3 separate regions of the Homo sapiens genome follow, and all the other regions are linked to region 3. Evidence: chromatin loops called from intact Hi-C (ENCODE). Cell type or tissue: endothelial cell of umbilical vein. All regions are shown on one strand.

Region 1 (8,000 bases), 150 kb before region 3:
TTAAGTATTTTGTGGACTTGAGATTGCTACAAAATGAGGTAGGCAGACTTAAGTCTCTGCAAATGCTCCTTCTGGTGTTAAGGTATTATAACCAAAGAGTTACAAATTGTCTGCAGATTACCTTCCAGTTGCTAGTCGCTTTCCCAGTTTAGAAGCCTAGCACACCCTGGTGCTGTTATGCCCTGCTGCAGATAGCTTCCGCTTTGCTGGGGGGATATGCCATGCCAGATGCTTTACGTGCACACTATCCCTGAATCCTCAAGACAGTCCTGCAGAATCTGATTATTCCCATTTTGCATATAAAGAAGTCAAAGTTTAGATAACATAATACTATTTTTATTGAATGTCTCATATGTATCAGGCTCTGTGCTATGTGCTTTACATGTATTACCTAATCCTTACAGCATCTTTGTAGGGAATATTTGTATCCCCATTTTGAAAAGGAGGAAAACAGAGGCCCGCAAAGGTTACTTGTCTGTGATCTCATAGCTGTTGGGTGTCACAGTCAAAATTCAAACTCAGGTGTGATTATCTTTCTATTATGCCACATCCATACTTCCCTACTGAGGTCTTGAAGGCAAGAGACAGAAACCACTTCTGATTTCTGATTCTCTGTCTCTAGCCTGCCGTACAAGTAGGGCTTCTGCACATGTTGGATTGCTTGGTTGACTGGGTGTGTAGTGGATTTGTACTTGCTCATATCGGGACTCATTTTTCCTTCGTCTGAATAATCTGGACCTCTATCTCCAGGCTTTACTTGTCACAAGACAGTGGGAGGATGGGATCATGAAGGATGGCCTGGGCCAGTCACTCCCTACATGATGGTGTAGCTCTTTTGGGTATCTCTGCCCTGTTTTGATGACCATCTTCAAAGTCAAGGACCTGGGTAAAATAGTGCTTCCAAGCTTCAGAGAAGAGCAAGGCCAGAGGGCACCCATGATGAGCACCACTGGAATTCCCTCCCTCCACAGCCCACTTGTTTTCTGCTGTCTTTGAGGGAGAAATAATGGCTGGGCAGGACTTACCTTCCCACTGAGGTGGGGAATGGGGTAGAATTAAGGATGCCTAACTAAATGCCTCCATAGTAAAAGGAGGCCACATGCTTTATGGTAGCCTGGATTCAATCCTCAGAGTGCAGTGAACTGGCCCAGGGCCCTGCCTTTACCACTGTATCCATCATTTGGCTGGCTTTGGTTTAGTTTCTGTAAAACGTCTTTCCCAGTAAAATCTGATTAACTACTCATCAATACAGGTTTGGTTGGATCATAGATTTCAACATCTACTCAAGTTTTCTGGGTTCTCAAAGCTGTATTTCTAGGGGTGAAGACTTTTGTAATGGTTGACTGTTAACAAGTGGCAAAGGACAAGTCCAGTTGGCTTGCATAAGCAATTTTTTATGGACAGAGAAACAGGAATTCAGACAGAAGTCCTACAGTAAGTTGAGATAGGTGTAGGTACCTTTCCATGGCAAAGGTCTTCATCTTACGGAAGAATCCAGCATTAGAGGGAAGAGTGATCTCTTAGGTCATCTCATCCCATCCTCCTTGGGTCAATACATTGTCTTTGTATAGAGAACACCCAGGACCCAGTTGGTGCTGGGGAGCTGAGGCTGCCACAGCAGACTTAGTTGGAAATTAAGCTTTTGGCATAGGCTCACTCATCAACTTTGGATATTAATTGATGGGAGTAGAAGAAGAGGGAGTGATATTGGGTATTCTGCCTAGATTATTCTCCCATATTCTCTTGGTGGGGGAGTATTATAGGATTTTTAACTTCCTCCTAGTTAGCTGCCAGCGATAGGTAAAGAGCACTTTACCCTATCTGTCTTCCAAGAAAGAGAATGTAAGCTCTTAGAAAGAATATAAGAGCTTGAGAGAAACAGGAAAGACCTGAATAAGACCCTGAATTGGCTGCGGTGCTCCTGGGTCTCTTCAGGTGGAGATGTGTCCCCTGGAGACACACAGGACATGGGCACGCGTCACTTAACTGTGGTTCTCACAGCGTCTGGGGCACCAGAGAGACACGTTTTTGTCTGGAACCTGAAGAACGCTGGCAGCCTACATAATTCTAAACATAGCAGGCACTCTTATTGATTCTTTCCAAAACAAAGGTCACATTTCCTTTCTGTGTAGTTTGTGTCCTGGGTTCCTGCTGACTGTTTTGTGTATACGATTGTTACCTTCTCAAAGAGACTGTCAGTTCTTGAGGGCAGGGTTCAAGGCTGCTGTTTGTTTGTGTTCTTCAGCAGTACCTAAATCTGTCCTGGGCTCAGAGGAAGTATTTAGTAAAGACATTCTACCTTGGGTTGTAGGTCACACAGTGCCAGAGCTGGAAAGGATTTTGGAAATCGTAGAGTCCAACACTCTAATTTTGTAAGTGGTACCACTCCAAAAACTTACTTGGGAGGCTGGTGTTTATCTGCTGGAAAGAGAGGATTTTATTATGTTAAACTATAGTGCAAATGACCATAATTCTAAACCTTTGACAGGCTTCCCTCAAACGCTGCAGGCATGTTCCTCCTTGGACTAGTAGCAGAGTAATAAGAACAGTAAGAATGCTAACTAGATACCAGGCCCCCGAGCCATTGTCATGAATGCTTCCAGCCACATGACAAAGTAGGTACTCTGGCTATTCTCCAGATGCAGAGGAGGCTCAGAGGTAGGTGACCTCGCTCAGGGTCATGTAGTTACCAGAATGGTCGAGGGAGGACTGAAGTTTGGTCAGATGCCCCAGCTTGTGGCCCTTCTCCTATACTGTGGTAACTCTCAGATGGGGTCTCTGACTGAAGCCACTCCTTAGTGATTCACGGTGCTAGCTTTGCAGCGTCGTGTGGTGTTTCCAGTTGTCCTAAAGGAAGTTATTAATTTTCATTAACTTTAATTCTCTCATTAGACAGGCAGTGATATGGAAGGCAAGGCAGAAAGCAAACAAATAATGATAGGGGTTACATCTCCAGAAAGGTCAGGAATCACTGCCCTAGGTTGTAAAATATTTGGACTGAGTAAAAGGCATGAGTCTTCCCATAGCTTCTTCCAGGAACTGTTGCTTTACATGGAATTGCTGCTGTGTTCACTAGTCCCTCTTCTGTGCCCAGAACTCACTGTCACATGTGTCAAGAATCCTCATGACTGAGGTTTCCAGGGCAGATCTGATCTGTGTAACACGCACCCTAACCCCCTTGCCAAAGGAGAATGAAATAGGCCCCTAGATGGCCACCCAGTTCCTGGGCCTTCCAGGCAGGCAGCTTGCCTTGAGGCTTTCCCCTGAGCCTTGTATCTAAGGAACATTCCTGTGAGTTTTCTAAGAGGTTAGTCCTGGGTCATTGGCACTTAAACCACTTGTTTTGGTAGATCCTTCCTGAGAAGGTTAATTATATATTTGATATCCTTCTCTTTTTATGCCTGAATGATGAGGATAAGTACTCTGTGGTTTATTAACTGTCACTTTAAACCTTTTCAGATTGTCTTGTGACAAAACAGAGTTTTATGTCCTTTTTATCCCAGCTTTGATGGATGAGACAGCTTTTCTGGTTAAAGTATGCCAGGATAAATAAAATCTCTGAATTGTGGAAAGGGTGGGTTTGCATTTGAAATCATGAGTTCAAGTCTGCCACCTCCTATGAACGGTGACCTAACCTGTTAATCTTTCCATCGATTTCGTTTTTGGCTTTTGACAAATGGAGCTTGGCACCTCATAGGTACTCAGTAATTATTGAATAAATGAAAGACAGCATTACTGGAGGGAGTTTGATGTCTCCAAATATTTGATACCAAACCCTAAAGCAACAATCTGACACATTTCCTGTTTTGAATTCCACTAATTCTTAGAGCAAAGAGCCTATGTTCTTACCATGATACAGTCCTGAAGCTCACTTCTCCCTCAAGACTATTTTGTTATACCTCTGATTTTTTCAGTAAATTTGGAGTAGTATTCTGGAAAGTGAATGTCATTAAAGATTTTTAGTAGTTGCTTTGCAAAGCCTAGTGTCCTCCATTGTATGCATCCCCCAATTGGTATGTGTCCAGTCCTTTTGAGAACCACTCAACCTGGGGCAGACAGTATAGGTAACTGCATTTAAAATATTTAAATTTATTTATATTTAAATTATTGGCCAGGCACAGTGGCTCACGCCTGTAATCCCAGCACTTTGGGAGGCCTAGGTGGGCAGATCACTTGAGGTCAGGAGTTCGAGACTAGCCTGACCAACATGGTGAAACCCCATCTCTGCTAAAAATACAAAAATTAGCCAGGTGTGGTGGTACACACCTGTAGTCTCAGCTACTCGGGAGCCTGAGGCAGGAGAATCACTTGAGCCTGGGAGGCGGAGGTTGTGATGAGATGAGATCACACCACTACAGACCAGCATGGGCTTATCTAATTGTATTTAATTTAAATTTATTTAAAGTAATTCAAATAGTAAAAATAGTGCCAAGACTTTAAAACTCTTCTCCTGCTTTTAACTCCTTCTAGTTTGCTGGAACATTATCAGATGGCTTAGGGAAGACGATGGACAATCGGCATCAGTCAGAGCGGGAGTACATCAGGTACCATGCAGCCACAAGTGGTGAACACCTTGTAGCCGGCATCCATGGCCTGGCTCATGGTAAGTCATGGGTGACATCAGGCTCTGCTGCTGCTGGTCCTCAGAGGCGCCTTTGTATCAATCTGATTGCAGCTATAAAAAAAGAAAGGTGGGCTGGGCGCGGTGGCTCATGCTTGTAATCCCAGCATTTTGGGAGGCCTAGGAGAGTGGATCATGAGGTCAGGAGTTTGAGACCAGCCTGGCCAACACAGTGAAACCCCGCCTCTACTAAGAATACAAAAATTAGGCCAGGCACAGTGGCTCAATCCTGTAATCCCAGCATTTTGGGAGGTCGAGGCGGGTGGATCATTTGAGGTCAGGAGTTTGAGACCAGTCTGGCCAACATGGTGGAACCCCATCTCTATCAAAAATACGAAAATTAGACAGGCGTGGTGGTACATGCCTGTAGTCCCAGCTACTCGGGAGGCTGAGGCAGGAGAATTGCTCGAACCCTGGAGGCAGAGGTTGCAATGAGCTGAGATCGTGCCACTGCACTCCAGCCTGGCAACAGAGCAAGACTCCAATTCAAAAAAAAAAAAAAAAAAAAAAAAGAAAAGGCTGACAACAGAGGAAATCCTGTGTTGGCGTACCTGATAGCCTTCCAAGCTCTCTTACTTTATCCTCCTTGCAGTTGAAATACGACAGCCGGTGAGAACTCCTCATTCGCTTTCTGAATGTTGTGCACATTGCAATTCCTTTTCGTTCTCTGGCTTCTGTTCCCAAAGTATCATAAGGTGTAATCAACCAGACCTGTTCTTAGAATTGTAGCTGCTACTTCTCTTAGAATTGTAACCTCTGCCTTCTCCTTACTGATCATTCCTTCCAAAGAAATTGAAATGAGGAATTTGTGGCCAGGTTTGTAGCCCAGGTGTTTTTTAGTTTTACATAAATGTGCATTCACTAAAATTATAAATTTATTTGCCTAAGAGATGTTGGTGATGGCATGAATGCATTTGGTCTCTGACTTTGAATTCTTTTAATGCTTTAATTCTGAGTCATTTGCCTTTTGTTGCATTTTTCTTAACAATTTCTTAGTACGGCATCCAAGGCCCTTGGAACTATAAATCCAGCCAATTTTCCAACCACCATCCTTCAGCCATGCTGCACTTTGGCCACACACAGCTATGTACTGCTTCCCAGGTGTGCTTCCAAGTCCTTGCTCACACATGGTCCTTCTGCTCTCCCTCCTCTGCCTCATTTCCTTGTCTATCAAAATCCTACTCAGCCTGTAAGTCCCAACTCAATACATTTTCCCAGCTCTATTGTCCCTGTTAGAGTTAATGACAGAGCACAGTCTGGGTTGTGTATGTCACCAGCTGTGTACATCTGATAGATTGAGAATGTGAGGAGGGGAGAAGGACCACTTTGCATTCACCTTTCTCCTTGTGTACCTCACATGACACCTGGCACATAGCTCATGCATAGTAAGGCTTAGTAAATTAAACTCTTTGTACCAGATCCTTAGGAACCATCCAAAGCTATCAGAGTCATATCAAGACTGATCAGTATTAATTATCTGCATTTGGAAGAAGAGGAAGGAATATAGACAGTAAAATATTATATTTCTATTTGTGCTTAGGACACGTTTAGAATAGAGTTTTTGTTTATCAGCTTTCCTAATGGTGAGATTTGGATCAAAATGCCTTTGCTTTTCCTAAGGCTGCCCAACCGTAAAGGGAGCTGTCCCTAAGGAGACGTCAGGCCAGAAGTGAAATTTGGCTGAAAGTAATTTGTTTATGGATTTTAAAAGTTGACTGTTGGGCAATCATTTGGGGTTAAGGTTTAATCATTCTTTCTCGTAATGGTAATGACAGTACATTGGACTCTTAGAAGACTTTTAAAATGAATATAAAATGCTTTGTTATGTGTGGTGGCCTTTATCTGGCCAGCATCCTTGTGACGTGGAGAGAGCATGGCTCTCCTCACTTTCTGGATGAACACACAAATGTGCTGAGAAAATGCATGATTGGTTCAAAGTTGCAAAATCACCTCCCATCAAGAATCATTCCTATAATATGTACAGCCTCTCCAGGAGCCAATGGCTTCATCCAAAGAGGATCCACTGAGCTCTGGGTTATACGAAGGCAGTATCCTAGAGTGAGAGTCTTCCCTTAGGATGAAAAGACCTTTAGAAGGTGATAAGAACCAGAATCCACTCAATCCCCTTGATGTAAGAAATGGGAATTGTGCTCAGTTCTCTCTGCAGGCCTTGCTGGACCCAGGTTCAGTCATGTTCTGTCTCTCAGGTCCCAGTCTGAATTCCTGTTCTGTGTGTGCTCTGCCAAAAACTTTGTTCAAAAGTTTGGGAAAGGGCTGGGTGCAGTGGCTCAGGACAGTAAGCCCAGCACTTTGGAAGACCTAGAGGGAGAATCGCTTGAGCCCAGGAGTTTAAGGCTGCAGCAAGCGGTAATCATGCCACTGCACTCCTGCCTGGGTGATAGACGGACACCCTGTTTCTAAAAAAAAAAAAAGTTTGGGAAAGAGATATTGCCTCACTGGAGCAAATTTACCCAGAATCCAAAAGAAATGTTGTGAATTGTTAGTACATTCTCACCCAAGGAGTTTCCTTTACCAATTTGTCTCACTAGAGCTGAAGAGTCTAGAGAGCTTCCTCACACCCCACTGTCAGAGGGTAAACATCCTGTGAGTGTCCCTGGCACAGGTCCTGGAGATGCTCCCTAGACGGGCTGCCTCTTCCCTTCAGTGACTGTGACCTCTTCAGCCTCTGCCAGCTTCTGGCCTCTTCTAAGGTGTTTTCAGCCATTGCTGTCAACTTGCAAAATGTTTGGAATGCCTTTTTGACCTGGATTGGTCTTTTGAACTGACTCCATTGAGGGTCCCAGCCAGCTTTCACAGCTTTTTGGGGTGCTCTTCATGAAGGTTTTATATAATCGCCGATACCGAATTTCATCAAAGCATGCAGTAGCTTTTACCTTATTTCAAGCATCCAGTGGGGTTGGCCAGTCACCCCCATAGTGTTCTTTGAAAATTGCAAATGTATACCATCAGCTCTCCATATCCACAGATTCAGCCAACCATGGATGGAAAATATTTGGGGGGAAAAAAGATTTCACGAAGTGCCAGAAAGCAAAATTTGAATTTGCCACACGTTTCAAATACTGTATTGACTCCACACAAATGAAGTGATATGTGGGCATCGTATTAGCTACAATAAATAATCTAGAGGTGATTTAACGTATACAGGACGGTGTGTGTAGGTTATATGCAAACACCTACAGCACATTATGTAAGGGACTTGAGCATCCTAGGATTTTGGTATCTGCAGGGGATCCTGGATCAATCCCACATGGATACTAAGGAACAACTACATTTAGTTATCTCTCTCTGCCTTAGATATCTTTCTTTTCTTTTCTTTTTTTTTTTTTTTTTGAGACAGTCTCGCTCGGTCGCCAGACTG
Region 2 (8,000 bases), 420 kb before region 3:
TCTGCTTCAGTCTGAGCGTGGCCCTGCACTAGTGAGACTGATGTGGCCACAGGTTCAGAGAATCAGTGCGCCTGAGTGGGAGAGCAGAGCGGGAGGGGATTTGGAGGCAGGCGGGCTGTGGACAGGGAGGGGGGAGGACATCTTCCGAGCTGTCAGCGGGAGGCCTTCTTGAAGGTCTTTCAGGAGCAAGGCCAGAGGCCGTGGGAGTGGGCGGGGCCTGGGGCTGGGAGTCAGGGGTCTGAGGCCTCATCTTGGCCCGGCCTCTGCTTCCGGGAGAACTTGGCCAATTCCCTTCTCCTTTCTGAACCTTGGTGGCCCCAGCTGTCACTTGAGATTAGCAAGGACCTCCCTGGTCCCAGCAGGAGTGAGTGGCTTTGGGCAGGGGGTGGAGTGCAGATTGCACTGCCACGTCACCCAGCTCAGAAGGCCCAGGTGTGGTCCAGCTGTGGACTTGATTGTGAACTCCTGGGGAAGGGCTCTGGTCCTTTGCCTCAGTTAGCGGGACCCCCACCAGTGCCCTGGGTGCCCCTGCTGGCCCCTCCTCTCGCTGACCCCAGCCCCAGTTTCTGGCTGCAACTCACAGAGGCCCCAGGCTCCTGTGGCCCCATCACCAGCAGCTCCTGCTGTCATTTCCTGAGCCTCGCAAGCCCCTAATCCTGCTCCTTCCTGTCCTGGCCCCCAGCTCCCTCAAGCCCCACTCCTGCATCCCATTCTCCCTGGACATCACCCCTCCCACCCCTTGGCTCAATTTCCTTCCTGTCGTGGCTTGGTCCTTTGGTCATTGCCCTGGTCTTTTCTTGTCCCCTTCCTGATTCTGCCCTTCTCCAGGCCCACACGGGGAACCTCCTAACCGCTGAGCCCTGAAAGGTAGGCGGGTTTAGGATGAGTGGCTACAGGGAGGAGAATGGTGTGGGGAGAGAGATATGGAGGAAAGAATATTAGGGGACAGGCCGGGCACGGTGGCTCACGCCTGTAATCCCAGCACTTTGGGAGGCCAAGGCGGGCGGATCACTTGAGGTCAGGAGTTGGAGACCACCCTGGCCAACATGGTGAAACCCTGTCTCTACTGAAAAAAAAAAAAAAAATTAGCCAGGCGTGGTGGTGTGCACCTGTAGTCCCAGCTACTTGGGAGGCTGAGGTATGAGAATCACTTGAACCCCAGAGGCGGAGGTTGCCGTGAGCTGAGATCGCACCATTGCACTCCAGTCTGGGTGACAGAACGAGACCCTGTCTCAAAAAAGCAAAACAAAACAAAACAAAAACCGAATATTAGAGGACAATGTTAGGACTGTCCCAGCTGTCCTAGCTGGAGCCAAAGGTTTGTTGGGGACAGTGACAGCAGCACACGAGGCTGTAAGTTTAGGGCCAGTTTATGGAGGAGTAGTACCAATTACATTGAGAAAACTGTAGCAACTATAATTTGGGAGGAATTTTCTAAATACTTTACATGTGTTATTTAATCTTCCCATCAGCCCCAGGAGGTATGTGCATTTATCAGTCCCATTCTACAGATGAAAAGACTGAGGTCTATGAACTCCTTTATTTAAAAACAAAACAAAACCCCCTCAAGGCTGCCTGCTAAGAGGGGAGGAGTGTGGATTCAAGCCAGCATCCTTATTCCAGTGTCCATGCTCTCAGCCACCACACACACACTCCTATCAGGAGTTGGGGCAGTGGGGAGCCATTATAGTTTTTGAGCAAGAGAGTGACAGGGCAAAGATCACTGTGGCCTCAGTGTGAAGCACAGATGAGATGGAGAGACTGGAGGCAGGGAGGCCCATGAGGAGGCTGTCAACATGGTTCAGGTGACAGCTCTGGGTTGGTGAAGAAGCAGAGAACAGGAAGGAAGGGGCGAGAGGCTTGAGGGAGGAGGAGGAAGCCTTTGGACTGGGCCGTGGATATAGGGTGGGAACATAGGAGGTGAGGAGCATGCTCTCTCCACCTGCTTTTTGCAACATGCGGCCTCTCTGGCCTTAGCTCTGCCTGTCCTGAGCCCTGAGCCCTGAGCCCAATGGACCGATTCTGTTTTTTTTTTGAGATGGAGTCTTGCTCTTGTTGCCTAGGCTGGAGTGCAGTGGTGTGATCTTGGCTCACTGCAACCTCTGCCTTCTGAGTTCAAGCGATTCTCCCACCTCAGCCTCCCAAGTAGCTGGGACTACAGGCGTGCCCCACCACGCCTGGCTAATTTTTTGTATTTTTTTTAGTAGAGATGGTGTTTCGCCATGTTGGCCCGGCTGGTCTTGAACTCCTGACCTCAGGTGATCCACCTGCCTTGGCCTCCCAGAGTGCTGGGATTACAGGCGGGAGCCACCGTGCCCGGCCCCAGTGGACTGATTCTGGTCAGTGTCAACCCCATTTGTCCCTGGAGCTTTTGCAGTCGGTCACAGGGCCAGCCCGGTCCTGGTCACCGCTGGCTGGTTACCCCGGCTGGGTTGGGCAGGAGTCTGGGCAGGGCTGGTTGCTCATCTCAGGTATGAAATTGGCTGCACCCCCACTAGTGTGGGGGAGCAGGATTCCAGGGCCTGCCTGGCGCTGCTACCCCTGTGCCTCCAGACCCCTCGAGCTCCTCCCAGACCTTTGGCTTCGTTGACTGTGAGGTGAAAACAAAAGGGCTGCTCTCTGTCACTTCCCCTAGGGGCGGGCAGATGCTGGCAGGGCACAGAGAGCCGAGGGCTAAGAGCTGACATTTAGCCTGGCTACTCAGGAGACTGAGGCAGGAGAATCGCTTGAACCTGGGAGGCGGAGTTTGCAGTGAACCGAGATCGCGCCATTGCACTCCAGCCTGGGTGACAGGGTGAGATTCTGTCTCCAAAAAAAAAAAAAAAAGAAGAGCTGACATTTAGCGGGTGCTTCTTGGGTGCAATGCGCAAGAGACCGATGCATTAACTACACAGAGTGCCCTTCCTTGTCACAGCTACCTGGGGGCAGGGGAACATCATCCCCATTTTACAGAAGAGGCCTTTGAAGCACAGAGATTAACTGACGTACTTAGGGTTTTGCAGCTCACTAGAGGCAGAGCCAAGACTCCACCCCAGGTGGCCAGGCTCCTGAGCGCTATGCCTACCTCACCCTCCAATGAGGTGGTGGTGGAGGAGACCGTGAGCCGCTGTCACCTGAACACTGGTGCACTCAGTCTGCTGCTCTGAGGACGCCGCCCCCTCTCTTTGTAAGTCCATTTCCTGCCCATTTCTCATGCTAGCTCCAGCTCATTTCAACTAATTGAAAATTAAAACTTTGCTTCTGTTGAGCAATTCGGCATCGATGAGACGCCAGCTGTGGGCTGTGTGCTGGCTGTGTGTAGGGTGATGAGTAGCAGAAGCACGGGTGACACTGAGCTCTTTCCACTGCCGGGCACGGTGCCAAGCACGCCACGTATACTGACTTCATGAATCATAAAGCCCTGTGAAGGGGGCACTGTTTCTGTCGCCATTTTATAGATGATAAAGTGGAGGTGGGGGAATGGCAGAACTGGGATCAAAGCCCACGTGTCTGTGTCTGGCTCAGCGCCCATACAAGGGTGTCAAGGTTGCGGGGAGGCACGAGGGAACCAATAATTAACCAAAACTGGTCGGGTGTGGGCAGTATAGAGATGCACCCGGGTTGTCACAGGAGCCCCTAGGAGGGACCTCTGACCTCCCTGAAATGATGGCAGAGGGAACTCTTGAAAGAAGCTGAGAAGTCAGCACTGCCAGGTCGGGGGTGGCGGGTCAGGACGTTTGGGCAGAGGCAGCAGCAGTACGGGCATGGAGAAGGGGGCGGAGGAGCCAGGTGCTGCTTTGTGTTGTGACAGCAACAGGTGAGTGATGAATACAGGTGGGAGATGCTGGCAGGGGCTAAGGAGGTTGCGCAGGTGGTGGCAGCCGCTGGAAGCTTTTAAGGAGAGTCAGGCTTGATTGTAGGAAGGGGGCTTAGGTCCATCTGAAAGGGACAGAAGGCTGGGAACCAAGACCAAGGAGCCTGCAGCTGGCAGGAGATGCTGAGGGCAGCGAGGAGGAGGGGTCGTGGGAGATGGAGCAGGCGACATCAGCAGGCCCCTTGGAGGGTGACGGTGGGAGAGGCTGGGGCGTCTCTCATTAGACTCAGGGTTCCTTGCAGGCAGGGACCATGCCCGGCGTCTTTGTACCCTGGCATTTAGCACAAAGCCTGGCTCCAAGAACCGGATACCAGCCCAGTCTTCCTGTCTGCCCCCAGCTCATTTCTAAAGCAACATCACAGGCAGCGAGTCGGGAGTGGGATGTGTCACCCCCGGGTTGCCTGCCTGTGATGTGGTCAGTCCTTCCTAACGCAGATGCCATTCCTCTCCGTGACGGCAGACGGGCCTCCGCTGTCACTGGCCCTGGCGTTGCTGTGACGACCTGGCCTGATGTAGCTGCACCCTGCAGTCCATGGGGCTCCTGTGAACCCCCAAGGTTGAGACCCAAATGCCTCTGCTGCCTCCCACCACGCCCTAGGGGCCCCGCGACCCGCCATGCAAATGACGTGGTTTCCGCATTGCTTGAAGAGGGTTTCCTCTGTGTGGGGGTCCCTGGGTCCTTGGGCAGATACCTCTGCCCCTCCCCACAGCTTTGGCCCCTGCCCTAAGACCCTGGAGACCCTTTTGCCTGGGAGAGTCACTGAACCACCTGCCCCTGCTCACAGTGTGTTCACAGAAGAGTCACTCCCCTCTGTGGGCTCCTTGTCTGTAAAATGAGGGAGCAGGACAAGATCACAGGGTACAAAACTGTCAGAGGGCACAGAGGCTGATGTTGCTGCCATCAGCTCCTGGAGTGCCGCTCACTGGCTGCATGACCTTGGACAATTTGCACGAAATCTCCCAAGCCTCAATGTCTGCATCTGTAAAATGGATCATCCTGACCTCATTGCGTTAGTGCTAGGATAAAATAAAGAGAAGGTATATGAACGTGCCCAGCACTGTGCCTGCACACAGTAGGTACTTTTCCTGGATCTGAACAGTCTCTGTTCTTCCAGCTCTGTGTAAAGGCTTGATCTCGACCCCTAAAGCCTGAAGCTTCTCCCTGTGGCCACCTCCCCACCGCATCATCTTCCGTTCTCAGCGGGTAGATCCCTGCCCAGGGGGGACCCCCTGGGGAAGGCTGGGAGCATGACCTCTTCCCAAGGGTACGGCATCTAAAAGGGATCTCCGGAACATTGAAAAGCCATGAAGGCCGGGCACAGCGGCTCACGCCTGTAATCCCAGCACTTTGGGAGGCTGAGGGAGGAGGATCGCTTAAGGCCAGGAGTTCAAGACCAGTCTGGACAACATAGCAAGACCCGGTCTCTTTCTATAAATGAAAAAATAATAATAAAGCCATGAAGATCCCCAAAGAAGGCTGTGCTAATGGCGGCCGGAAGAGCAGAGGGCACCACAGATGCCGTGCTTTCAGCTTTTTCCTTCTCCTCCAGGCCTCCCTTCTTTCCTTCCTCTCTCGCTATTTATAAATAAGAGAAGGCATTGAGGGCCCCCACCTCGGGTACTTGCAGGGCCTTGGCCTGGGAACAGGACAAGCAGCAAGTCAGTTGACCCGGGGTTGCTCAATTCCCCAAGAGCTGACGCAAACTCCAGAATCAGACCTGCCCTGGCCACCTGGCCCTGCCCCTTACCAGCTAAGGGCTCCAGCAGAGTCCTAGTCTTGAGCGAATCTTATACCTGCAGCCCTGTCCACCAGCTGTGCTTCCTGAGTCCTCCAGGGTGAGGGGGCGTGGGGTCAGAAGAGAGGGGACGGTGTGCAGGGAGGGTGGAACCTGACTGACCGGGTCAGCCTTACTCTTCCAGCGGGGTCTTTTCTTCCTGGAGCTCGGCCCTCGGCAGCTCTCAGAAGCTCACCTTCTTGCAGGCTCTCACAGCCGCATCGTCCTCTGGCTGGGCTGCTCACAGACCCCGGCCCCTGGGTTTTGTCCACTCACCCAGACTCTGTTTTGGGGTCACATTACCCTTCCAGTGTTCCTCTGAGCAAAGTCCCTGTGAGTTAGCCCAAGGTCCCTGTCAAGGAGGACCACATCTGGCCTGTTGCACTCTTCTCCTTTGCCCCACCGAAGCCTCTGTCACACTGTCACAGCAGCGGGCCTGCCATGGTCTCCCCATGTAAGGCTTCCTGAGGAACGGGCCTGGTGCCAGCCTGGGGGTGAACTGCCAGCCCCAGGAGTCACAGGTCAGCTTCCCCACACTTACCCTGGAGGCAGGATGGAGGCCCCCTCCTTTGCAAGGCCCACACGGGCCATCTAACACCCCACTAAAGCCGGGCAGTTCGCTGCCCTGGGGTGTGTTCTCGCCTTGCCAGTTCTTGGCTAAAACCAAGGCAGGAAGAGCCCAGTTCCCATGTTCTGTAACATGGGTCTATGACCAGGGCCTTTGCAGGCCCCTTGCAGCGCCCCCATGGAGCCCCCAGGAGTCTGGGAGAAGATGATGAACCCAAGTGAGGACCTCCCCAGGGGCCTTTGCTCCTCACAAGAACCCCTGGAGGAGACAGGGCAAGGAGTACCACTCCCATTTTACAGGTGACAATGCCGAGGCTCAGAGAAAGTCCATGACACCCCCAAATCCCCCGGACCCACTACCCTGACCTCCTGGCGGTGCACAGAGCATGCCACGCACCTCTCCATATGCACATAGACCCTCTAACCTAAGTCAGCGCCCCTTCTACAAGGCCGGTGTCCAGCACACCTGGGAAAGGGGACATTTCTGGCCCTTTCCTCTCAGAAGTCGCCTGCTCGAGCTGCCCTCCCTGGGGGGAAGGGGATGGGGGCAGAAGCTGAGCATGGAAGCCCCTGCTAATCCACCCTCTGCTCTCTCCAGAGGCCCAGGACCAGCCCAACTCTGCCCCACATCCCAGCCCCCACCTCCCAGCTCGTGCTGTTTCTCCACCTCTCATGTGGATGGGCCACACACCACCCAGCACCCCTGAGGTCTGGTGAGGGACTGAGCCTTCGACACCCATCCTTAAGAACCCAGGGCTGGTCCTTTTGCTTAGAGCATCAACCAGGCCCACACTCTCATTTTACAGGCAGAGAAACTGAGGCACAGAGAACCTGGTTACTGCCCACAGCAGAGGAGACACTTGAGTGAGGACACAGAGGATCTTTGGGGTAGGGGCGGGCCTTGGGGTTGAGACCCAGTCTTCCTGGCCAGGGAGGAAACACAGGACTGGAGGTGAGGAGGCCTCTTTGAGGCTAGTTTCTTCATCTGTAACTTGGGAATAACAATAGGACTGGCCTCAGGGGGACCAGGGGAGGATTCAGAGAGGCTATGATGCTGGGACAGCTCTTCGTGATGACTGGCATGAAGCAGGCTTCTAGTAGATGCTCTACTGCTGCTTTCGTTCTCACCCTCACCCACCCGCTCTGGGCCCACTGCCCTGACCTCCTGACCAAGCACTGAGTGTGCCAAGGGCATCTCCCTGTCTCCCCGGCCCCGCACCTTGTGTCACCCTTTTCCTTAGCTCTTACCACCACCTTGAATTCTCTATTGAACGTGCATGTGTCTCCCCAGCTAAGATGACAACTTCCCGGGGGCAGGGATTTGATTTGTTCAATGCTACTGTTTACCCAGCACCTACAACACTGGGTGCTCAGCACGTCTGTTGAATGAATGAATGAATGAATCACTGCTTTCACCTTTGCCCCTGACTTTCTCCATGGACCACGGACAAGTGACTTGATCTCCCTGAGCTGTGAAATGGGGCCATTCACACCAGCTTTTTAGGGTGGAACTAGGATTTTATACAGTGCCTGCCATCTGGCCTGGCACATAGTAGTTGCTTAGCAAATATCCCATTGTTTTCCTTCCTCCCCAGAGGGCCAAAGCCAAGACCTGGAGGAGCAACAGGGTGGGGGTCTAACCCCTGGGTGACAGAGACAGCTCCCATCTGGGATGGAGGCTGCATGGTGGGAGGAGCTGCTGAGGTTGGGCCATTCAGCTTTGGGGCCCTTGGAGTCCTGGGTCTGTGTGGAGGGGGAAGGGAAGCTCTCTGGGCCCCAAGAGAAGGGAGGCAGGATTGGGGGTG
Region 3 (8,000 bases):
TGAGCCCTAGTATTTCCATCTTTAAACTGGGAACAGTGACTGTGTCATAGGGTTGCTCTGAGGAGTAAATCAGATTGTCATGTAAATTGTTTAACACGTGGGTAGCACTTTATTAACAACAAAGACTGGTTGGAAGCCCCCGTCTGTGCTTGCAGCTGCCTTCAGCCATGGTCCACCCTACCAAGGCATGTAGGCTCAGAGAGGTCCAGTAACTTGCTCAAGGTCACACGGCAAGTGAATAGAAGAGCCAGCATATGAACTTTGGTGTGGTTGACTCCTGAACTCAAAATCTGAATCTCTATGCTTTACTGGCTCCTTGTGAAAGAAAGAACCGCACATCTGTGTGTGTGTGTGTGTACACGTACACACACACACACACAATCACACAAACATTTCCACTGACTTGAAGGCTCAGGAGATATCCCCAAAGCCAAGGCATGGATCTGCTGGCTGAGGAGGTGTGAGCCCTCGGAGGGCACCATGTGCCCAGTCCACACTGACCTTGTGTCTTGCCATCCCTTAAGGACCCCGTCTCCTCTGCTGTGTGCTCATAGGGAAGTGGCCCGGAGAGGCCAGGTCAGACTCTTAATTCTTTGGCATCTGAGATGTAAGAACACGGGCCGTGCAGCCAAGGGTGGACAGACGCCATGTGGGTGTGTCTGGCAGGACTGCCTGCCTGCATGAAGGTCACGCTGCCCTTTACAGTCACACTGGCCCCAGCTCCCCATGGTGACCTGCTACCAGGCCTGTGAGAGGGGCCACTGCTTGCTGGGCTGTGGGAGCACTAAAAGGAAGACCCCCCTCACCAACCACCTTGGAAGGACCCAATATCATCTCTGTTCTGCTCCCCTGCCCGCAGCTGGAGGGGAGGGAGAGCTGGCCTCTCGCACCTGTGAAGTATCACTAGCAACCATGACCTAGCAAAGGGCTTCCTTTCCTCTCATATCACAGTCTATCTCTCTATCTATCGTCTAGAAAAGTTTCCAAAGTCAGTCTGTTGACAACCTGCTGGACTTTGGTGGCTGAGCATTTTGCCTCTTTGAACTACAATCTCCTTGAAGGCAGAGATTTTAGTTCAACCCTGAAAAGTCCATTCTATCTTTTTTTTCTTGGGGAGATGGGTGGGGGGTTGGGGGGCGCGGTGGTAAGGCATCAGTAAATGACCTGATAAGGTCTGCAGGATTAGCTCTGGAGGGCTGCCTGATACAGGCAGGCCTGGCTCTCCTGGCTGTTTCCACGTGGCATGACTGGAAGATGAGTGTTGTCCTTCCACAAGAAGGTGTACTGGACCCCTTGCTCCTGCTCATTGTATCCCCCCATCTGCCCTGCAGAAGCCGACCTCCCGACTCCCAAACCCTATGGCTTGGCTGGGGCTGGTATACCCCTGGCTCAGAGTCTGGCCATGACCCACAGCTGGCCAAATAGAGCACCATTTCCTTGGTTCAGGCTCACCCAGTCACTGCCAGAGAGACCCAATTCCTGGACCCTTCCAGGACTTCTGGGCAAAGAACACCTGTCTGTCTACTTGAATGGGAGCTGGAAAGGTTACGTTACGAGCAGCAGGGGGCAGGTGTGAGCAGCCCCGTGGCAGAGAGGTCTGCCTCAAAGTGAGGGGAGAGAGAAACTCTCCTGAGTCCTGACAGCACTGAGCCCCTGGAGACATGCCCAAAGTCAGCCCTACCCAGGGACTTCTGGTCCCATGAGTCAATAAACCAATCTGAGGAACACCTCCAGAGCCCCCATCGGGAAAGCTGGAGGTGATGTTGTTTGACCCATATAGACTGCCTGGCTACGGACTCCACTAGGGGCCATCAATGCCATCTCTTCCGTGAAACTATCAACCAAAAGGCAAGACTCATTGGTTACAAGCAGACACCCTGGGTTCCAATCCTGCTGGGTCATTTACTAGCTGTGTGATTCTAAGTTACTGACTCTCAGAGTCCTGTTGGTAAGAAGAAGATGATAACGGTACCCACGCTGGAAGGTTACTTCGAGTAGTAAATGACCTTGTGACGTGTCAGGGCTTAGAACAGTCCCTGGCACACAGTAGGTGCTCAGTAATCACTGGCTCTAACTAGCTACAATGGGTCGGTCATGCATTCATTTAGGCAACAACCATTTATTAAGTATCTACTGTGGGCCAGATACTGTGCCAGTTGCCAGATACTTGGTGAGTGAGAGGGCATGCCCCCTGCCCCTGTGGATATCAACAAGCAGCCACAAAGCGTGGTGAGTTGCTATGGTAACCCCTGACTTTGGCCTCACCGCAGCCCGGTCCTGACCAATTGAGCTACTTGGACGCAGAGATCAAAATGACTAATGCCTTGTGCAGGGGAAGTTGGATGGTTGTGGGGGTTGGGCAGCCAGGACCAGAGAGGAGGCTGTACCCCTGACCAGCCTCAGCCCCTGGGTTGCAGAAAGGCCTATGTTGGACCAGCCCCTGCCTGGGAAGACAGGGGCTGTGCCACGGGTCATCTCAACAGAGGTGAGGCCTCGGGTGGAAGGGAGATGGCCAGACTCCCTGTAGGGAGTGGTTCCCTCCCACAGACTTCTAGAAAGGGTCAAAGTCTCCAATTCCCCCTGAGGGCTTCTGTGGCAGGGGCACAACTCTCTGCTTCCCGGGGGAGTCCCAGAACCAAGGTTGAGTCAGGCCAGTGGGTTTTTTGCCTTTTTTCTCTGATGTCCTGCTGAGCATCTGCTCTAATATGCAGAAGGAGAAGGGCTGGAGCAGGGGGTATCCACCGCCCCCCACCCCCAGGGCCATTGCCCCACCTGGAAGGAGTGGTTGTCTCTTGGAAACGCTCTTGCCATTACCCAGGAGGTGATAGGAGCTTTTTCACTACATTTCCACACCTTCATTTTTCAGATGAGGGAACCAAAGCCCAGAGAGGGTTGCTCGCCCAAGGTCACACAGCAGGTCACTGGGAGGCCCCTCATAATCTACAGCATTAGGCACTGGTTTCCAGCAGCCCTGGCCGGCACCACAAATTGCATGAGTGCTCTGGCCGGAGCCGGCCTCTACCGCCCAAAAGATTTTGGCTGCTGTGACACTGCCTTTGGGCCAGGTCTGGGCTTTGGGGCTGGGGTTGTCAAGGCACACTCTCCCAGGGATGGGTGCTTTGGAGGCAGGGAGGGCCAGGGAGAAGCCTCCTGTGTCCTTTCTGGCAGATGGATTTGGGCTGAGTCCCCCTTGGAGAGGCTGTCTCAGCCCCGCTTGGGCATTCAGAGCTTCTAGCTTGTGGGCACCCCAGAGGTAGAGGAGGTGCCGAGGCTGAGGGCAGGAGGGGTTCCACACATCTGGGGTGGGAGTGTGGGTCCCTCTCCTGAGGGGCAAAAGCCCAAGCGAACTAGAGGGCATTTGGTCCAGAAGCCACAGCACCTTGGAGTAAAGAGCCAAAGGTGGAGGTGTCATTAAAGAGGGGACATCCAGCAAATCCAAGAAGGGTCCATCGAGGAGAGGGAGCGGGCTGAGTCATTTCCTTGAAGCATCATTTTCAAGCCTTATTTTTTTCCTTTCTTTAAAACAATGACTTTCTTTCAAAATGCACACCAAAATCTTAACATGGAATTGTAAGCCACAAAACAGAAGTGACAACACTGATCTGGTCCGCAGGAAGGAGGGGTCCCTCAGAACCCTCCCTGCTCCATCTCCCACGTGGCCCTACCTTCTTGGGGCCTCTAGGGTGCTCCGGAACCCAGTTTGAAAACCTGGACCTTGAACCTCAGCTGGCGCTGAGGTCCGCATGGGGACCGCGGGGCTTGGAGGCTGGTAGAAGTGGTTGGGGGAGGTGGGACGCAGACAGGAGACCGTGTTCCCTAGGAGGCTGTTTCAGTGTGGACAAGATCATCATACGCTTCACTCATCAAAATCCCCGAAAGGCTGCTGAAAAGAGGATTTAAGGCCACATTCCTTGAAGTAGGGATGGCCAATGAGGTAAGAAAGGCTGGGGCCCAGTGGCCTTCACCAGGCTGACCATTGGTGGCCTTAAGCACCAAGCCACACATCTGTACTCTCCACCCTGAGCTTGCCCTGGCTTCAGTGTCACAGGATACCAGGGCGTTCCCTGCCTCTCACACGAGCTCTCGCCCTGAGCCTGCATCTGAGCCTGTAGGACTTGGATGGGTTTTGATTGTATCTAGTCCAAGCCTTCTTAACCCAGAGTCTGGGATAGGCGACAGGGGTACATGACCCCTTAAAAGTACAAAACTTTCAGTTGCACCTTCTTCCTGGGATAGAGTTCATATTTTCTTCAGACCCTTGAAGGGCTCTACAACCAGCAGAAAAATGGAGAGTTCCTGCAACCCCCTCAGTTGCCACCTCCTTCGAGAAGTCTTCTAAGATTTCCCTTAATTTACAGTGATCAAAGCTCTCAGGCCACGCAGAGCTCAGTGACCTCGGGCTTAACTGGAGGGAGCTGTCACTCACTCTCTCCTCTGCAGCTGGGTCTCTGCATGTTAAGATGTCACACTGGTTGTCAAATGAAAGAAATTCAACTGTGCTATTACCCTGCTTGTCAGTTTACTCTTTAAAAGAAACCCTGATAACTGAGGACTATTTTATTCCTTTGGCAAGTCTCCCATTCATTGTATGCAAATACTGCTACTCAGTGCTCTAAATGATGTTTGTGTAAAAGCGGATTTCACTACATCCCTGCCCGCATCCTGTTGACTCATTCACTGCTTATCACCGCTCTCTCCAGAACCCTCTGTGTACTAAGCCCCATTACTTAACAGCTTGTCTCTTGACCTCTCCATGACCCTGAATGAGGCAGGCCAGGCCAGGCTGAGATTATTTGTTGCAGTGGGAAAAGATGGAGTGTTGAAGCTGGGAAACCTGGGTTCAGAATCTGCCCTCAGCGACGTGTCCCAGGACGGCCACTTCACCTGGATCTCAGAAATGCGTGCTGCTGGCCGGGTGCGGTGGCTCACGCCTGTAATCCCCGCACTTTGGGAGGCTGAGGCGGGTGGATCACAAGGTCAAGAGATCGAGACCATCCTGGCCAACATGGTGAAACCCCATCTATATTAAAAATACAAAAATTAGCTGGGGTGGCGCATGCCTGTAATCCCAGCTACTTGGGAGGCTGAGGCAGGAGAATTACTTGAACCTGGGAGGCGGAGGCAGGAGAATCGTTTGAACCCGGGAGGAGGTGGAGGTTGCAATGAACCGAGATCGTGCCACTGCACTCCAGCCTGCGCGACTGGCAAAACTCCATCTCAAAAAAAAAAAAAAAAAAAGGTCAAGGAAGACAATGAATGTGCAAAAGCACTGTGCAGTCATGTAGAGTACCAAGTCACGTGTGTTACCATCGTCACACACATTGTCACAGTCATGTACAGTGCCACAGCCATGTATATTACCATGGTCATGTACAGTATAGGTCTTGTATATTACCACGGTTATGTACAGTATCAATCTTGTATATTACCATGGTCATGTACAGTATCATTCTTGCATATTAATATGGTCTTGTAGAGTATCCATCTTGTATATTACCAAGGTCATATACAGTATCTATCTTGTATATTACCATAGTCATGTACAATACCATGTCCTGTACAGTACCATAGTCATTAATAGCACCCTGTATATTAATAGTGCCATGTATATTCCCATGTATATTAACAGTACCATGTATAGTAATAGTGCCATGTATATTCCTACATTCATGCTTTTACCACAATCATGTACAAAGGGTCTTCAAAAAGTTCAAGGAAAATGCGTATTACGAAAAAACTAGGCATATATTTGAGATTTTTTTTGCCCCAAAATAACTAACTTGTTATAACATGACTAAATGGGATCTAGTTTGAGGCACTAAGAAGGATAAGACATCAGTTTGAAAAGAACTCCTATCAGAGCAACATAAATTCTCCTAAAACTGAAGCAAGAACAAACATCAAATTTACAGTGAAGCTTGCTTAGATGGAAGAACGGTGAAATCACTGATACTTTATGAAAAGTTTATGGGGACAATGCCCTAAAGAAATCAGCAGTTGGCTAGGTGCGGTGCCTCACACCTGTAATCCCAGCACTTTGGGAGGCCGAGGCAGGCGGATCACAAGGTCAAGAGACTGAGATCATCCTGGCCAACATGGTGAAATCCCGTCTCTACTAAAAATACAAAAATTAGCCAGCATGGTGACGTGCGCCTGTAGTCCCAGCTACTTGGGAGGCTGAGGCAGGAGAATTGCTTGAACCCAGGAGGCGGAGGTTGCAGTGAGCTGAGATCATGTCACTGCACTCCAGCCTGGCGACAGAGTGAGACTCTGTCTCAAAAAAAAAAAAAAAAAAATAGAAATCAGCAGTAGTTAATAAATGGATAACTTGTTAAGAAGGGATGAGATGATGTTGAAGATAAAGCCTGAAGTGCCAGACCATCCACATCAAATTAGAAAGAAAAAATTCATCTTGTTTGTGCTCTAACTGAAGAGGACTGACAATTAACAGCAAAAAAAAAAAAAAAAAAGCCAATACCATAGACATCTCCATTGGTTCAGCATACACAATTCTGACTGAAAAATTAAAGTTGAACAAACTTTCCACTTGATGGGCACCAAAACCACTGCATCCAGATCAGGTGCAGATGAGAGCAAAGCTTTCAATGAAAATTTTATTTTATTTTATTTTATTTATTTATTTTTTTGAGACCGAGTTTCACTCTTGTTGTCCAGGCTGGAGTGCAATGACGTGATCTTGGCTCACGGCAACCTCCGCCTCCCGGGTTCAAGCGATTCTCCTGCCTCAGCCTCCCGAGTAGCTGAGATTACAGGCATGTGCCACCATGCCAAGCTAATTTTTTTTTTTTGTATTTTTAGTAGAGATGGGGTTTCTCCATGTTGGTCAGGCTGGTCTTGAACTCCCGACCAGGTGATCCGCCCGCCTCAGCCTCCCAAAGTGCTGGGATTACAGGTGTGAGCCACCGTGCCCAGCTGCTTTCAACAAAAATTTTAAACAAGTGGGATCAAGATCTTGAAGCATTTCTTCAAAGAACTGTAAGAGAGGATGAAGCATTAACCACTACAATCCTGAAGACAAAGCACAATCAAAGCAATGGCTACCAAGAGGTGGACATGGCCCAGTCAAAGCAAAAGCAGACCGACCAAGAGCAAAGGTCATGGCAATAGTTTTTTTGGGATGTTCAAGGCATTTTGCTTGTTAAGTTTCTGGAGGGACAAGAACAATAATATCTGCTTATAATGAGAGTGTTTTGAGAAAGTTAGCCAAAACTTTAACAGAAAAACACCCAGGAAAGCCTCACCAGATGGTCCTGCTCCACTAAGACAAGGTTCGCATTCATTCCTCTCATCAAACAAGGACAATTTTGTGAGGGTTTTGATGGGAAATCATTAGGCATCCACTTTACAGTCCTGATTTGGCTGTTTCTAACTTCCTTTTGTTTCTTAATCTTAAAAAATCTTTAAAGGGTGATACAGTTAAGCATTGTGTCCCCACCCAAATCTCATCTTGAATTATAATCCCCATAATCCCCATCTGCCAAGGGAGAGATGAGGTGGCCGTAATTGGATCATGGGAGTAGTTTCCTCTATGCTGTTCTCATGATAGTGAGGGAGCTCTCACGTGATCTGATGGTTTTATAAGTGTTCGGTAGTTCCTTCTAAGTTCATTCTCCTTCCTGCTGCCTTGTGAAGAAGGTGCCTTGCTTCCCCTTCTCCTTCTGCCATGATGGTAAGTTTCCTGAGGCCTCCTCAGCCATGTGTAACTGTGAGTCAATTAAACTTCTTTCCTTTATAAATTACTCAGTCTCTAATATTTCTCTATAGCAATGTGAGAAAGGACTAAGACAAAGGGCATCCATTTCTCTTCAGCTAATGATGTAAAAAAAAAGACTGTATTGACATGGCTGAACTCTCAGGACCCTCAGTTATTTAGGGATGGACTAGATGGCTGGTATCATCGCTTACAAAAGTGTCTTGTAACTTGATGAAGTTTATGTTGAGAAATAAAATATATATATTTGTGTATATGTGTGTGTGTG

The links. Peaks named below come from ENCODE experiments on the same cell type or tissue, not always from the same donor. Only the 100,000 strongest peaks of a DNase experiment are listed, where the experiment ranks them.
Region 1: it touches region 3 in a loop (5-fold over the local background); 30 of 110 quality-filtered maps call a loop at or near these places.
Region 2: it touches region 3 in a loop (14-fold over the local background); 3 of 110 quality-filtered maps call a loop at or near these places.

What each region holds. Positions count from the first base shown.
Region 1 is chr1:12,451,528-12,459,527 of GRCh38, forward strand. It overlaps VPS13D (vacuolar protein sorting 13 homolog D), which reads left to right. Exons shown (of 70, transcript NM_015378.4): 66 at 4,471-4,603. Among named protein-coding and RNA genes, the nearest start is that of SNORA59A, 52 kb to the right of the region's middle. In endothelial cell of umbilical vein, no CTCF peak of the experiment used is centred here; DNase peaks (open chromatin) are centred at 3,424, 3,714, 5,284 and 5,624; H3K27ac peaks cover 4,263 bases.
Region 2 is chr1:12,174,985-12,182,984 of GRCh38, forward strand. All of the region lies in intron 1 of TNFRSF1B (TNF receptor superfamily member 1B), which reads left to right. It overlaps LOC124903844 (a long non-coding RNA gene), which reads left to right and starts at 1,195. Exons shown (of 2, transcript XR_007065466.1): 1 at 1,195-3,166; 2 at 4,969-5,325. RefSeq lists silencers at 1-182, 122-463 and an enhancer at 3,916-4,883. In endothelial cell of umbilical vein, no CTCF peak of the experiment used is centred here; DNase peaks (open chromatin) are centred at 7, 3,317 and 4,227; H3K27ac peaks cover 3,923 bases.
Region 3 is chr1:12,599,860-12,607,859 of GRCh38, forward strand. All of the region lies in intron 1 of DHRS3 (dehydrogenase/reductase 3), which reads right to left. Among named protein-coding and RNA genes, the nearest start is that of DHRS3, 14 kb to the right of the region's middle. RefSeq lists silencers at 3,179-3,364, 4,545-4,839 and an enhancer at 4,545-4,839. In endothelial cell of umbilical vein, a CTCF peak has its summit at 1,564 (motif pointing right); DNase peaks (open chromatin) are centred at 1,582, 2,252 and 4,662; H3K27ac peaks cover 3,650 bases.